Linked DNA regions of Homo sapiens: regions 2 and 3 are each linked to region 1. Evidence: chromatin contacts called from ENCODE Hi-C or POLR2A ChIA-PET data. All regions are on one chromosome and are shown on one strand. Each heading gives the region's core, a stretch centred on a gene start or an enhancer-like site at or near the end of the contact. The rest is flanking DNA. Distances are from core to core; before and after follow the strand shown.

The links. Hi-C counts contacts between places; a loop is a spot of excess contacts on that map. ChIA-PET counts read pairs that join two places held with the same protein, here RNA polymerase II (POLR2A). Pooled maps may share reads with other maps.
Region 2: a loop to region 1 is called in a map of PC-9, with 25 times the contacts of the local background. The contact joins the promoter of ZNF300 here to the promoter of DCTN4 in region 1. A Hi-C loop is called at or near these places in 3 of 168 maps with a recorded cell type or tissue (PC-9 and dorsolateral prefrontal cortex) and 11 of 50 pooled maps. POLR2A ChIA-PET finds 5 or more read pairs at or near these places in 1 of 52 experiments (WTC11).
Region 3: a pooled map shows a loop between it and region 1 (1.8-fold over the local background). The contact joins the enhancer-like site here to the promoter of DCTN4 in region 1. A Hi-C loop is called at or near these places in 1 of 168 maps with a recorded cell type or tissue (B cell) and 7 of 50 pooled maps. POLR2A ChIA-PET finds 5 or more read pairs at or near these places in 3 of 52 experiments (GM12878, Panc1 and activated B cell).

What each region holds. Positions count from the first base shown.
Region 1 is chr5:150,757,644-150,761,157 of GRCh38, forward strand. DCTN4 (dynactin subunit 4) reads right to left here and starts at 1,374. Exons shown (of 13, transcript NM_016221.4): 1 at 1,216-1,374. The coding sequence starts at 1,350. RefSeq lists enhancers at 650-719, 1,150-1,449.
Region 2 is chr5:150,903,557-150,907,041 of GRCh38, forward strand. It overlaps ZNF300 (zinc finger protein 300), which reads right to left and starts at 1,424. Exons shown (of 6, transcript NM_052860.4): 1 at 1,148-1,424; 2 at 308-421. LOC124901112 (a long non-coding RNA gene) reads left to right here and starts at 1,679. Exons shown (of 2, transcript XR_007058999.1): 1 at 1,679-1,810.
Region 3 is chr5:150,607,965-150,611,363 of GRCh38, forward strand. It overlaps LOC124901108 (a long non-coding RNA gene), which reads right to left. Exons shown (of 3, transcript XR_007058996.1): 3 at 1-551. It also overlaps a transcript of SYNPO not described here. Among named protein-coding and RNA genes, the nearest start is that of SYNPO, 31 kb to the right of the region's middle. Within about 2 kb of position 2,112, at least 15 of the 41 ENCODE cell types and tissues checked have a DNase peak (open chromatin) inside an H3K27ac peak, as active enhancers do.

The DNA of each region.
Region 1 (3,514 bases), core at 124-2,623:
TGCTAATGGAGATGAGAAGAAAAATCGATGCCATATTTTTAATATATACGATTTTTCTTGTATTATTTAATTGCTTTTCTTGACTATTCCTATTATGAAAAGTATCTTCAATAAAATAAGTTATTAATAACACATAAAATGGCTTATAGTATGTGTTTTCATATGCATTTATTTTAACAGTCCCGGGATCTTCAGTAAAAAACACTCTGAGTTAGGCTGTTTAGATTCAAATCCAGGTCCTCCTTCCCACCCCCAAATTACTGGCTGTGTGACTTACAGCGAACACTCTGTATCTGTTTCTTTACCTGTAAAAAAAATTTTTTAAAAAAAGTATCCACTTAAATTGGTTTGAAGATTACATAAAGCACATGACATATAGCAAGTATCGAATAAGCAGCAACTATTACTACTATCAGCTTTTTCTTCACTAAGACTATGGCTTATTAAACAGCGCATTTTATGTCTTACTCGCCTTTTAATCCCTAAAGCTTACTGAATAAACAAGATGTGCCAAGCGCTGCAGAAGTTTTGGGGTTTTGTTATTTGGTGACTTTTTACTGGCCGGGGTCTTCTTTTTGAAAAATCCAACTTCGGACGCCCACTTGTGCCAGGGAAGGACAGCATTGTCCTCTAGCTCCATAAATACACTTTCAGCTTCTTACATGACATACTGTATTCTGAGCGCTTTTCACATAACTCACGCCGCCCCAACCTCTTCCCGGCTGCAGGCCTTGGCCTGAGTCAGGAACAGGGCAAGGCAGTCTGACGAGGGCCCAGTTTCTGGACAAAAGAGGAACAGAACTTTCAGGATGGGAGAACTATGAATGAGAACGCCTGCGCCTCCCTCCATCCTCGCAATAAATCCTGGAAAGGCAGTTTTTCGCCCCTTAAGTGGCCTGAACTAAGCACCCCCAGACCTTTCTCCGTAGTCCACCCAATTACCAAGCCCCATCGCAGACAGACACGGTCCCTAAGTCAAGTTTGTCCAATCAGAGGCCGCTCTAGAACCAGAAGATCCGCTCAGTCCCACCCGAGGCTGCTCCTCCTTTCCAAGTGACAGATTAGAAGCAAATTAAATCGCAGGCAAACCCGAGTGACGGAAGACATAACCAATCAGTAAGGAAGGAAAATAGCTCCAGCCTTCCGGTGGCAGTGACTAGCATGAACGCCGCGCCCCCCCCACCCCACATACTCGCTATAGGGCGACTCTGTTACCTCGTGAGACACACATTCCAGCGACCGCAGTTCGCTACAATAGCGGCAGAAGTAGAGTTGCGAGAGCGGGGCCCGAACCTTCTTTTCTCCCTGGACTAGATAGAGAACCCGGTCCGACTGCAGCAAGGACGCCATCTTGGGGAGGGAGGAGGCGATGACGCTCCCGGCGCATCACGTGACCCGAGAGCCAGCGTCTTCCTCGCTGCCTTCCCTACGACTTCCTACGTAGACTTTGACGTTAGGTTTCCCACCTCGTCCGGCTCTGCGCCCGTCGAAAACCAGAGCGCGCGTGCGCAGCTGGGATCCCTGTTTTCTCCCCAACTCTGGGCCCGTCCCCCAGCGCTTTTGTGAGCGTCCACTGCCCTTACTGCCATTAGGTCTGGACTCAGTGAGCTCCTTTTATTCTTTTCTTCCAGAATGGAAGCCTGATCTTTTGTCTTATTTACGACGGCCTCCTCTGCCCCACTTAACAGGCGAGCATCCAGGAGACAAATGGAAGGTCTCAAAGGGACAGGGCTCCGTGGGGACTGCAAGACAGGAGTCACACCAGCACTGTCTTCTGAGTCTTGCCAATGGCCTTTGGGAACTTTCACATACATTATCTCATTTGAAACGCAGGTTTTTGAGTACATAGTTAGCGTTAGGTCTAAGTCTGTATTGTGGACCTTCAATAAGTATGAAAAGGAGGGAATGAAATCAATGAATGAACAATGTTGGTAGGCGTCTACGTTTTTCTAATGTGTAAACTAAGGCTCAGGTCTGCCTCTTGGGTGAGCAGCGACTACGTGAGACTGGTATTACATGGGTGGGAAAATAATTTATCAACAGTTTTAGGTAAAGAAATGCAGATTTATTAGAGAAGGTATGAAAATACGTTGAAAGGTTGCAATGGGCAGACCAGCCAGAGAGGAGCTGACTTCAAGGAAACAAAGGCTTGCTGGAGATTTTATCCGATGGTTCTTGGGCTGCAGAGTGCTGTGCAGTACCGAGAACTCCAAGGTTACAGGGAGCTAACTTGCATGTGTCTCGTGATAGCTGAGTGCAGGAAGATTGTGAGTTATTTGCACAGGAGGGCTACGTGTCCTGCACCATGAAGAAAGGCAGACTTAGAGTGCATCTGCTCTTCTTGCTATCCCTTGGTCCCACTAGCCTGACTCCCTTTCTCTAACTGGGACTCCCCAGTATGTAAAATGACCACCTAGAACTGCCTAGCAGAAACTGGAGCCTCTGTTGCCTGCCACCAGGTCTACATTTTTATAATTGTAGTAGTGTTGTATTATTACCTGTCTGACGTTAGAGTTGGTGATTGAGAAGAAAGGGAACTGAATACTATTAGCAAACATTTATTGAGCACTTATTAAGTGCAGCACACTGTGTCAAAACTTTACATACATTGTCTAATTTAATTCTTACAACAGCTCCAAAAAGCATGTGGCTATCATTATTTCTATTTTACAGAGCAGGAAACTGAGGCACAGGGAAGTGCAGTGACTCCTCTATAAGGTTTCATAGATGGAGGTAGAACCCTTTTCTCTCTGACTCTAGTGCTTGCAGGTATAACCCCTATGTATACTCCCTCCAGCATATTTTCTAATATGGTGATGTTAATAATACCTTACATTTATATAGACCTTTTCAGCTTATACAGTGCTAATCTCACAATTTATGTCACGCTTTACCAATTGAGCCTAAAAGTCATTACTTGTTCACCAAGCAATAGCCTGGCACTAATTTAGTTTCATAGGTGACATCTGCTCCTAGGAGAGAATATATTACTAGCCAACTCATTTGCAATTATTTCTTTAGGTTAATGAATTCGTTGGTTTTCTGGTTTATAAACTAGTCTCTACTGAGTTTAAATTCCCTTTTCTGGACTATGCTGTTAAAATGAAGTCCCAGAGCCTGCAGGTACAGAAAGGCTGGAGACTTGAGCTGAATCCACATAAAACAGACACTTTTTAGAGCACTGATTTTAAATAATTAAGTGGCCAATTATCTTGTCCCTGCTACATGCCAGGTACTGGGGAGGGAACTAGCGATAAATGAGATACTTTCCATCCTCAAAGGCTCAGGGTTCTAGCAGGATCGAGTCCTAGTTATGCACAATGGTGACCAGCTTGATAATGTAGCCTTGTGTTGCTTTTTCACTCTACCCAGCCCTGGACTCACCCTCATTCACTTCTCAATCCTGGCTTCCTGCCTGCAGAATCTCATTTTGAGCTCTGCTTTCTAGGGGGAACTCAGGCTAATACAGAGACCCTAAAGTTGAACTGGCAGATCAAAGGATATCCACATTTAA
Region 2 (3,485 bases), core at 174-2,673, 150 kb after region 1:
AGATGGAGCTCCTTGGCAGTAAGAATGGGAATGACCAAATGGAAAACTGAGGCATGTGTTCCCTATTCCTAAAAAGAACCAGCAGCTGAATTCCAACAATTTTCCAAGAACTCTCTTATATTTTCCCCCAACTTAGAAAACTCTTGCTAAATCAATGTGCATGAACTCAAAGGTTAATTTTAAGATGTTTTCTGTTTAAATTTTTATTGCTCTTTTTCAACAGCTCTATTGTCTGTATACAAAAATGGTGATAGGTTGGAACCACTGGAAAAAAAAAGAGTATACCACAATGCAGGAAGGTAAATACCTGGTAAATTTTCCTCAGTCCCAGGACAAGTCATGCAGACAGAGCTGAACTATTTCAGAGGACGTGGGGGCTCCCATGACAGACAGATTATTTTATATGGGGGTATCAAAACATCTGGAAGGAAACAAAAGAAACAATCATACTCATCTCTGGATATCCCGCAGATGCTCAATAAATGTCTCTTGAATAAAATATAAAATGATTTAAATAAACTTAGAAAGTGGAGAACTGAAATCAAACTTTTAATTATGATTTTATCAGTTTTGATTTGTTTGGTCTTGTTTTAAAATGACCATTTGATGGGGGTACCATCAGAAATGCTTAGTGGGCAATGGTAGACTAAGAAAAGATGTGAAAAGGGGTTGACCTTTAAGAACTCAAACAGTTGCCTATGACCTGTGGAAATTTAACGTTAAGTAAAGGCCTTCCCCAGTAAAATGTGGCTGACCACCATGACACCGTGGCCCCATTACTGTCCCCATCTAAATCTCGGAATTCTCAGGCCTAGTAATCATATACCCTACTGAACTCCCCCATGTCCATCACATCACTGAACACATGGACGCCCCCATCATTTAGTCCATAGCCTCCCATCACTGATTCCTCAGAGTCCCCTAAATCACTGAACCCAGTTAAACCCACCAGTCAGTCCACCTGCAAGCCATTCCTGACCTAATAGACACCCCCTCACCTCTCACTTCCCTGTTACTAATCACATCTCGGACTCCCACATAAATCCAACATTAATCCCACCTACTTCCCCCACCAGTGATTTCATAAACCTCCTACCACTGACCCTCACGGGCTCCTCTCCTCCCATTACCAATCCCACAGACTCACCCTTCACCGCACACATCCCGCCTCTGACTCCCAGCTCGATTATCAGGTCCCAAAACCACCATCACCGCTTAATGGGAACCGCTGTCACATCCCTATTGGCAAACTCTCCTGCTTCCTGTCCGCGAGCACCACACCGGGCTCCCGAGGCTGCGCCGTTCCGTACTGGGCGGTTTTGCCCGTTCCGCATCTTCAGAGGCTTTGTTCAGGAAGCAACATGGCTGCTCCCTGGAGCTGTTTCCGCATGGGGCCGCCATCTTGAGAGCCCGGTCGTCTTCGTACTAGCGGAGGATTCGCCCAGTGCTGAGCCCGAGAATGGGCTGTACCACAGCGGCAGCGAAGGGAGGGGAAGGCGACGGAAAGGAGGCCTGCGAAAGGAGCATTAAGGAGCACACTTTTGCAGAAAGATTTTACAAGGGGGATTGAAGAGGAAGTTGGAGTGAACCTTCCTCTATTGGAAGCATGCTTCTGACGAAAGGGGAGGAATTTTAGATGGTACCATGGACGTGTTTGTGAATGGTACAGCCCCATGCCGGGAGATTCGACTGCTCAGAGGGGAAGCGTGGAATGGTGCGGTCCTCTCCAGGGAGATTTCACTGTGGGAGAGAGGGACAAAATCTGGGGGCTGAACAATCATTGTGTACTGTAATTATGCCAATAACAACGGTAAGGAATCCTTATAAGGGAATTTGATATTGCAGTAATAAGTAATAAGAGGTCGACTGAAGGAAAAAGGGAAATTAAGAGCAGGGAAGAGGAGACTGAGGCACAAAGAGAGGGAAGTGAGAAGCAGAGAATCAGAGAGAAAATGGGGGAAATGGGGACAAAGGAGCCAGCCTAGAAAGGAGGAGAGACGGGAGACTGAAGAGAAAAAAATAGACATAGGAATAGAAGTGGGGATCTAAGGGGTAGAGCGTGGTAGACAGACAGATTGAGACAGAAAAGAGACTTGAAAATTGGAACAGACATAAGGGAGAGACTGAGAAGGTTAGATTTCAGAAACAACAACAACAACATGATTTTTTAAAAATGAACCAGCCAAAGAGAATACTAAAATTGTTATCTTAACCCTTAGACCTTACATCAAGCTTTAAAAAAGCAAAATGCATGTTCACAGACCAATGTTTCATTTGTATAAATGAATACAATTTTGAATCATAATTTTCACACGAGTCATGCTTTTTGATATGTTATGAAATAGGCAGCAATTTTACATTTAGCAATTTATTTCTCATGTCAAAACAAATGCACTTAGATAAGAAGACAATGTATTCAGAAAGAACACTGTTGCATTAGGAAGAATGCTCCAATCTCAAATCTGCAAGAATCACAATATCAACAAAATGACTTTTTTTTTTTTTATAGGGAAGAGTAAGAAGGGTTAGCAGGAACTTTGTAGGGAGAAGGATATGAGATAGGGGTGTGCAGGTGGCAAAACCAGGGCATTTCTACAGAAATTGTTTCTGTTGTCATGGAATTCTGAGAATAAGCGGTTAAGGGGAGATGTTTTGAATCATAGTGCATTAGTGCAGTGTTTCAACTCAGGGGAAGCCAAAATGAAGGGGCCTGCGGGAAGGAGAGAAGTCTGACTAAAGGTTGGTCAAGACAAAGAGGATAAGAAATAGTTGGTTGTGAACACTTAACCTCTTCATCTCTATTTAGACTTCCACAGTTATATCAATATTTATTTCTTGACTTGAGCTTAAGACAGTGTAGACACTGAGTTTAGTGGTAAAGGTATATAGTAATGATTAATTCAGATACCTCACCCTCAAGGAGTGATGCCAGTGGAAGTTGTAGAGTCAGGAAAAGGCCAGACTCTACTACTATTCCTATGCGGAGAGCCTTGTAGGAATTGTAAAAACTTTAGTTCTTCATCTTAAGAATTACGGAAAGCTGTCCTTATGTAGTACCTAATTTAAAAAGAAGATGTTGAAGGAACAGGAAGCCTCCCTCATAATGAAAGGAAGAAAATTAAAGCCATAGTACAATACCATTTCCCATCTATTTGCTTATAAAATATTTTCTAAGTTTGGCAACACTGTTAGGCCATGGGAAATATCATGTGTTACTGGTGGGACAGCAAACTTACAGCCCTCTTTAGAGGGTTTGGCAATATCTAGCAAAACTACATGTATTAGTTATCTATTGCTGTGTAACAAATTACCCAAAACTTAGCAACTTGAAATTATAAATATTTATTGTCGCATAGTTTCTGTGAGTCAAGAATGGGAACAGCTGGGCTGGGTGGTTCAGGTTTAGTCTCTCGTGATGTTGCAATCAAGCCATAGGCCAGGGCTGCAATTATTTCAAGGCTCAATTGTAGGAGGATATGCTTCCA
Region 3 (3,399 bases), core at 862-3,361, 150 kb before region 1:
TCTCAATGTGGGCTAGCCACATTTCAAGTGCTCAGTAGTGCATGTGGCTAGTGGCCGCCATGTTGGACGGCACAGTGCTATACTATATTTCCTTTCGAGGCACTCGCTGTGGTATAGCCTAGTGTGTAGGAAGAATCCATAAATGTCAGCCACTAGTATAATTATTTTTATCACTGGTTGTTGTTGGTGGTGGTCCAGGAAGAAGCTGGACTGAGGCCCCAAGCCCTTGGCATAAACTGTGCACTGATGTCACTCTTCTTAATCCAAGTCCTTCAACCCAGGAGCTTGATGTCTCACAGGCAGAGCCACCTTCATGAACCTTTGGCCCATGGACCCAAAAGGGCCAGCATGACTTTCTAGGAGAGGAAGAGAGGCCAGCCAGAAGCCCCTCCATCTTCCTGGCTGGCCAGCTGGGTACCACATGAAGTGAAGCTTCCTTGGGACCTATAAGCCTGTGGCCCATCTGCTCTGGAGTGTGAGGCAGCCGGGCCCACATCTGCAAAGGAGAGGGTAAGAGCCTCTCCTCCCATGGTTTCTTTAGGCTGGTTAGGCTTTTAAACAGAAAAAACAAATGAATAAAACCCACTATTTTTAATACATTTTTTTTTTCCTGAAACCCCAGGAGTTAAACAATGGAGCAGTGATGTGGGGTCTGCACTTTCCCCATCCCTGTATGATCTCTGGGCATCTACATAGTGCTTGCAAAGAGTGAGGGTTCCCAAACCTACCTGCGCATAGGAACAACCTGCGAAGCTTCAAAATACGCTGATCCCAGGTCCTACCCCCAGAAGCTGTGATTTAATTTGTCTGGGGTGTGGCCAGAGCTTTGGAATGTATAAAAGATCCTCAGGTGATTCTGATGAGGTGGACAAGTTTGGGAATTGCCATGCTAACCCTTAGGGGCACCAGCTCCGGTAGCCCTCACAGTTGCTATGATGCAGGCGTGGTTAGGGTTCCCACTCCACAGATGAAAGATTGGAGGCTCACAGAAGTAAAGTAACCGGGGCAAGTTCAGACAGTCAGGAAATGGGTATGATAGGGATTCACTAGTCATGGTTTTAACCAGCGGTGTGTGGATAAATGTCTAACAACTTGCTCTCTGGAGAAAAAAAAGCTTTGATTTGTAGCACCTGCCAGTTTCTGTGGTGTAACTACTCCCACCGTGGCCCATTTTAAGCCATTGACAATGTCCCTGAATGCAGAGCTGGGAAAGGGTGCATTGGCTGTTGAGACAGTGTGGCTGGCTTCAGCACACAGCTGGGCCACTTGGCATGGAGAAGAAGGGATCCCATTTGGTAGGCATGGTTAAGCATTTTCTATTTTTATTTTTAATTTTTTTAATTTTTTGAGATGGAGTTTCACTCTTGTCGCCCAGGCTGGAGTGCAATGGCTCTATCTCGGCTCACTGCAACCTCCACCTGCCGGGTTCAAGCAATTCTCCTGCCTCAGCCTCCCGAGTAGCTGGGATTACAGGCATGCACCACCACGCCCAGCTAATTTTTGTATTTTTAGTAGAAATGGGGTTTCACCATGTTGGCCAGGCTGGTCTCGAACTCCTGACCTCAGGTGATCTGCCCACCTCGCCCTCCCAAAATGCTGGGATTATCGGCGTGAGCCATCATGCCTGGCTGGTTAGGCATTTTCTGAATTTTTAGTCCTTGAACCCTTTCTGCAATGCAATATTTGGGAGCCCCAATGTATGCAACAGATAAAAAGCAGTATGTTATCAGCATAAGTTTACTATAGAAACCGAAATCATAGTATCCGTCTCAGTCTCTTGTTTAAACTGGGGGACAGGGTGAGGGGGCACTGTGAATGTGGCGGGGGGGGGCAGTGTGGAGCAGTCTCAGAGCCAGGGCCCTGTGTGCCAGCCCTCTCCCCATCTGCTGACTGCGTAGCCTTGGGCAAGTCCCTCCCCATCTGAGCCCCCATTTTCTGGTGTGGCCAAGGGAGACTGGACTTTGTGCAGAGTGGCCTCTGCCCTGCCACACCCCTGCCTGACCTCAGCCAGTCTCAGCCCCGTATTTATAGCCATGACTTCAGTCTCCCCAGTTCCTCTGAAGCTGGTTCCCTGGCCCATGTATTTATAAACCCAGCAGGGCAGAAATAGATGTGACGTACTGGGGACTTGGCTGGTTCTGTGAGCAGGCTGGCTTCAGTGAGTCCACTTGGAACAGGCTTGAGTGCCCCAGCATCCTGGGTGCTGAGTTCCACAGGCAGTCTAAAGCTGGAAGAGCATTTTGAGACCCCAGGCCCAGGCTTGTCATTGTGCAGGGAGGTCACCAAAGCCCAAGAGTGGAGGCATGTGGCCACAGTCACAGGCACGGCAGAGCCAGAGCCAGAACAAAGGACTCTGTGCTGTGTGAAATGGCCTCTCCCCAGACCCTCAGAAAACCTCCAGTGACCACGCCAGGCCACAGACACCGGTCAGGTTCCAGCTTGGTCATTTTCCTGCTCTGGGATCATGGGCACAGACTCACCCTCTGTGAGCCTCTGCTTCCTCAATCTGTTAACTGAGGGATAACAGTAGGTGCCTGCCTCATAATGTTATTGTGAGGAAGAAACAAGAAACAAGATTGATACAGTGCCCAGCACATGCTCAATATTCAATACGTGGTAGCTCTTGTAATGCCCTCAGTCACCACTTCACAAAAACAATAATTATAATAACAACAGCTGTTTCTATTGAGCATGTACACAGGTTACCTTATTTAATCCTCACAGCAATATGATATCATTATTATTGTCCTCAAACTCATTGCATATCATGTGTTTTACAGTGAGGAGATGCTCTACCAATAACGAACTTGGAAAAGAATGTTCCAAAAAAAGAATGCTAACATATGAAATCTTATTTTTTATATACAAGATTACAAAAAATACTCATTTCTAAATAGTAGACATATTCAGAATGGAATAGGAAGGTTCTAAAATGGTGAACAATTGAATAATCAGAATATTAGCCTAAGAAATATGTCTCCCAAGGGTTTGTAGGGCTTATGTTTCTAAGTTTGTCACCTAATGTTGGTTTGTGTTTTTTTTATAATTGCATATGAGGATTTAACATAATAGTGAACTTGAAATGCATATGCTATACAAAACACGGAATGGCATCTGTTAAGATTTGTTATGTTCATAGCAGTTTCTTTATCTTAATGACACGTAGCACTCCCAGGCCGCCTTTCTGGCTTATTTTTCCATCGTATTTAACACCATCTGACATACTTTCTTATTTATTTATCTGTCCACCCCAGCTAACATGTGAGCTTCACGTGGGCAGAGTTTCTTTCTCTTTTGTTCACTGTGTACTGCCAGCACTTAAAATAGTGATGGCACTTAGCAGGCGTTCTGTGAATATGCATTGAGTGAACAAATGAGTAAATGAATGACTGAGTCTCC